Regions from separate parts of the Homo sapiens genome. Here region 2 is linked to region 1. The links are chromatin contacts, found by Hi-C or POLR2A ChIA-PET in ENCODE. All regions are on one chromosome and are shown on one strand. The core of a region is the stretch at or near the end of the contact, and the rest is flanking DNA. Distances in the headings are between cores, read along the strand shown.

Region 1 (2,519 bases), core at 8-2,507:
GTAATTGAAAGAGGACATCTCAATGCTAGACAAATAAATAATACAAGGGAAAGACTGTCACCTCCCATCAATCATCTTTTTTTACTACCTAAACTTGTATCTTTGTCTATTTTACACGGCACCAGCACCACCCTCTCTTTAATTTGAATGGCTATTTTTATCCCTAAAAATGCCCGGTTACTTTATTCTTCCTGGGGCTGTCCCAAGCCTGGGTACTTGCACCACCAAGACACCGTGGCTTATCTGTGGCTGCTGCATAGCTACAGGGGCTGCAGAATTGGGAGGTCTAGGGACTGCCAAAGGATTGGACACATTGCAGCACCACCACGTGACATGCTTTCCATTTGTAATTCTGTTACTGATTTGCGTTTCCCAATGAAAGGCATCCTTGCACTCAGAGACAGGAAGCTATAAGAAGTGATTTCAATTCTGTTATAATTGGCCAGGTTATGGGGCAAGGTATTTTAGTTTCTGTCTTGTTCTCTTCCTTTGCTAAAGAGGAGCTTGGACTGAGGATTTTTTAGTTTCCTACCCTGGTCATGCATTCTATGATTTTGTGTAGTTTATCGTTAGTTATCCAGTAACTTACAATGTTGTCTTGTGTTTGGAGTTTCATGGTTGTCTTGTTGGTTTCTTTTTGTTTGGTTTTGGTACTTCTGTCCTCACAATCCTAAGGAACACAGTATTAGGCAGAAGCTTCCCTCATGTCTTTAAACAAGCAGGCCAGTCTGGGTGCGCTTACAAAAGGCACAGACCCTATTGCACAGCAATCATGTTTTCTAAGGTCAGAGTGAAAGCTAGAAGACAATTGGCTGGGAGATGTTGCCTGGGAAAATTCGCAGAGTCCTCTCACATACTTTTACATTATCCTCCAAAGTGCCTCAAGTTCTATTTATTCTTACAGCACTGAAATAACCCCAGCATACCTCTGAAACAGTGCAAGAAAGAGTCTCTTTTTGACTTCGCCATGTATGGTTTCAATCTGACAGTTTCCATTTTCATATCACATGCTGTTCCTGCATTGGGTTCTCACAGGCCTGACATATAGCCATGTCTCCCCCAAAAGGGTAAGGGATGCTTGCTGGGAAGAGGCACATAGAAATTCCATCCAATTACTTGAGGGTTTTATTCTTAACATAGCACTGAATAGTTTAATATCTCTTCTTTCCTGTTATAAATAGGTTCTGATGCCTATCACTGTAGCTCACTGAGAAAGAATGCAAACAGTCCCAGGAATGAAATACTCAGGAAGGCTGTTCTGCTTGGTAGGAGGTATTTTATTTTAAATGACAACATTTTCCTCTCAGACACAGAGAAAGCCTTACATTTTTGACCTGTGAGTTTCTCCTCTTTAGGAATGACATGATGTTTCATATGAGAAAAAGGCAAAAGAAACAAAGAAGGAGGAAGTGACATCAGTAATAATAACGTGCTAAAATAATATCTTTCTTTCCTCAGCTTTTTTTTTTTTCAAGTTGGAGTCTTGCTCTGTCACCCAGGCTAGAGTCCAGTGGCACGATCTCGGCTCACTGCAACCTCTGCCTCCCGGGTTCAAGCGATTCTCCTGCCTCAGCCTCCTGAGTAGCTGGTATTACAGGTTCCTGCCACCACACCCAGCTAATTTTTGTATTTTTAGTAGAGACAGGGTTTCACTATGTTGGCCAGGCTGGTCTCGAACTCCTGACCTCGTGATTTGCCCTTCTCAGCCACCCAAAGTGTTGGGATTATAGGCGTGAGCCACCGCACCCGGCCTCCTCAGCTGGTCTTCAAAGGAGCATTCGTTACTGTGACCAAATCTGTGTGTTCATGCTGCATTCTCCCGGAGCAAATATCATCCATGTGAAGGTCTGTTCAGAAGGACACCTAGAAAGGGCCAACAACATGAAGCAAGTGGAAGCACATTATAAAAGGCATGAATTTGAATCCATAGCATTGATAAAAAATCTCAGGAAGAGGGTTGCGCCGAGAGGCTCATGCCTGTAATCCTGAAACTTTGGGAGGCCAAGGTGGGTGGATCACCTGAGGTCAGGAGTTCAAGACCAGCCTAGCCAACATGGTGAAACCCTGTCTCTACTAAAAATACAAAAATTAGCCGGGCGTGCTGGCTCATGCCTGTAGTCTCAGCTACTCGGGTGTCTGAGGCAGGAGAATCGCTTGAACCTGGGAGGCAGAGGTTGCAGTGAGCTGAGATTGTGCCACTGCACTCCAGCCTAGGCAACAGAGTGAGAATCGGTCTCAAAAAAAAATCATCACAGGAACATAGTTTCAGAAGATAGACTTGTTCTTTTTCTCCTATACAAGGAAATGTAGATGTGAGAAATGATCTGTATGTATTATTACCTAAACAGATTTTTTTGTTGAATGGATACCAACCAATGCAGCATGTAAGAAACAAATACATGAAGACAGCTACAATTATAAAATTTCCTGGTTTAATTATCGTAAGTTATCAGATATTTGTAGAGGGGATAATGAGGTTTTGATTTCTGAGTGTAGAAATATTTCTCATTCCTGCTACA
Region 2 (2,519 bases), core at 15-2,514, 120 kb before region 1:
AAATTCAGGTTGGTGATTATCTTGCAGAAGTTAGAGAGGGAGGAAGGAAAACATAAGACATGAGAGAGGTAGAGAGGGAACCCCAATCATATTTGTAATAAGTATTGCTTTAAAGAAAACCCTAAAAGTTGAAGCAAGTATGGCAAACTGGTAGAACTTGATAGAGCTGGGTAGCTGGGTCTTGGTTCCAGATACTTAATTGTCACATATTTGAAATATTCCTTTTCTTTCTTTCTTTCTTTTTTTTTAATTGAGACCGAGTTTCACTCTTGTCGCCCAGGCTGGAGTGCAGTGGTGTGATTTTGGCTCACTGCAACCTCTGCTTCCCAACTTCAAGTGATTCTCCTGCCTCAGCCTCCCGAGTAGCTGGCATTATAGGCATGCACCACCATGGCCGGCTAATTTTTGTATTTTTAGTAGAGATGGGATTTCACCACATTGGTCAGCCTGGTCTCAAACTCCTAACCTCAGGTGATCTGCCTACCTCACCCTCCAGAAGCGCTGGCATGAGGCACCGCACCCAGCCTGAAATATTTCTTGATAACCAAAGTAAGGGCATTAAAAACACAAGAAATCAGAAACCATCTTTTTAAAAACAGGTTTGGGAAAGTGTTTTATATAGGGTGGAGTTGGATTAAAAGATCCAATTTGCTGCTTCAAACTCTGGGACCCTCATTTAAGGAAATGATGTCCTTTTCTTAATATCAGTCTCCTGGCTAGTTCAGGCCCATTTTCCCTGACCATATGAATTTTTCCAAATGGGATCTTTCAGCAGTATGCTTTTCAGCAATAAGGATACAGGGGTTTTATGGGATCAGAATCTTTAGACAGTATGATCATTAAGAGAAGGTTAAACTGAAAAGTCAGAAGAAGAGAAAAATTTCACAGAATTCAAATGTAAGATTAGACATATGTTAAGGAACAAACAAGCCACATATATACATCTTATGTGATTGGGGGGAAATGTTTGTATTGCTTTTTTAGCTGTTTCTGGAAGACTCTTAAAAGTCCTCTTTATAGTCTCATTTGAGCATTTTGTTTTCTTCTTTTCTGGGCATGGTTAACAAATTAAAGAGCCTATTTCCTTTCCACAGCTGTGCGTCATTGCCTTAGGGACTATTATGGGAACGGATTCTAAAGGAGTTACTTCTGCTGTCCAGCAGCAAGAGCTCTTAATATAAACAAGGCTGTAAGCTACCCACATATTGAACAGATGTCTGCGAGCATTCCTGCTGGCTACTCTGTCCTGTGGGATGTCCACTGTGTATTCCCTGATAGCAGACCCCTGACCTATGAAGTAATGTTGCCCTGAAGACACTGGATGCAAAGACAGGTCTGAAGTAAATTCAGTGAATTTGCTTCCTTACGCAGCCCTTAGAAAGTGATGGCTGCAGTATCTGGGAGTTGTGGGAGATTGGATTGTATTTTATATCTATAGATATTTGTTAATTTTTACTATTTTCATGAAAATGAGAAACTCTAAAACTAAGGCATTTTGGAAAGCTAATATTTTCCAGTAGGGATAAATACATATTTTAAAGTTCCAAATGATTAAATGGCTTAGATGGGTGCATTTTACCAAAGGCCTATTCATAAAATGAGAATTGGATTAAGATTGTTTAAAATTAATGCAATAATGAAGCTGATGCTGACTTTCTTTCTAATGTACTAAAATAACCAGTCTGACTTCAAATATCTGTATTTATTTTATTTGCTAGACATCCTCACCTTATTAAAAAGGAATTTTCTTAGCAAGACTTATTTGGAGAATTGAGCAAGTGAGATTTTAGGAAATGGGACAAGAGCTAGAGCAAGATAATGTTCTAGAATATGCAAAGACAAAGGGAACTATGCAGGTGCTTCGATTATCTGAGATGTTTCCAGCCTGCTGAGAATGGACCTGATTGTATACCAAAGTCAGGCTTTCATTCTAACTGACTTTGGGCAATGAAAGTATGTTAGTAAATGGCTTTGGCATATGGTCATCTCAGGCTGAGATCACTGATCTCACAGTCCTGAACTTTTAGAGTTGAAGGAGTTTTTAATATTGATAAGGAACTGTGGCCCACGCAGGACCACACATCATGATGGTGTAAGTATCATTTAACCTTATCTTTACCTTTAATTTTTGCGTTCTAAAGGTACTTGATTGTTATAAAAGTCTAAAAATATTATTTACATATATACATACACATATATACATATAAATGTATATATTTAAACAATATATAAATGTATGTATTTATATATTTAAACATATGTATATAAACACTACTCATGAACAGATTTTGACAAAAAAGAAGAAAAAATCAAACTTGAATCCAACCAAGACTCTAGATCTTATTAATAATTTATGATAAATTTAAGGGAAAGAAAAATATGTCAGATTACATCATGAGGTTGCAATCAGCAAAATTTAGACAGTGCAAACTCTACTGGTTAAGGAGTTGTGTTTCTTCCACACACAAACATAGTTATGAAAAGGGAAGCTTTAAATGAAAAGAAATGTAACAGACCTA

What was found. Hi-C counts contacts between places; a loop is a spot of excess contacts on that map. ChIA-PET counts read pairs that join two places held with the same protein, here RNA polymerase II (POLR2A). Pooled maps may share reads with other maps.
Region 2: a map of chondrocyte shows a loop between it and region 1 (2.3-fold over the local background). The contact joins two enhancer-like sites. A Hi-C loop is called at or near these places in 5 of 168 maps with a recorded cell type or tissue (IMR-90, ascending aorta, chondrocyte and 2 more) and 8 of 50 pooled maps. POLR2A ChIA-PET finds 5 or more read pairs at or near these places in 2 of 52 experiments (AG04450 and endothelial cell of umbilical vein).

What each region holds. Positions count from the first base shown.
Region 1 is chr6:132,083,694-132,086,212 of GRCh38, reverse strand. All of the region lies in intron 2 of CCN2-AS1 (CCN2 antisense RNA 1), which reads right to left. Among named protein-coding and RNA genes, the nearest start is that of MIR548AJ1, 30 kb to the left of the region's middle. RefSeq lists an enhancer at 711-890. Within about 2 kb of position 1,257, at least 7 of the 41 ENCODE cell types and tissues checked have a DNase peak (open chromatin) inside an H3K27ac peak, as active enhancers do.
Region 2 is chr6:132,201,441-132,203,959 of GRCh38, reverse strand. No RefSeq gene overlaps it. Among named protein-coding and RNA genes, the nearest start is that of LINC01013, 70 kb to the right of the region's middle. Within about 2 kb of position 1,264, at least 3 of the 41 ENCODE cell types and tissues checked have a DNase peak (open chromatin) inside an H3K27ac peak, as active enhancers do.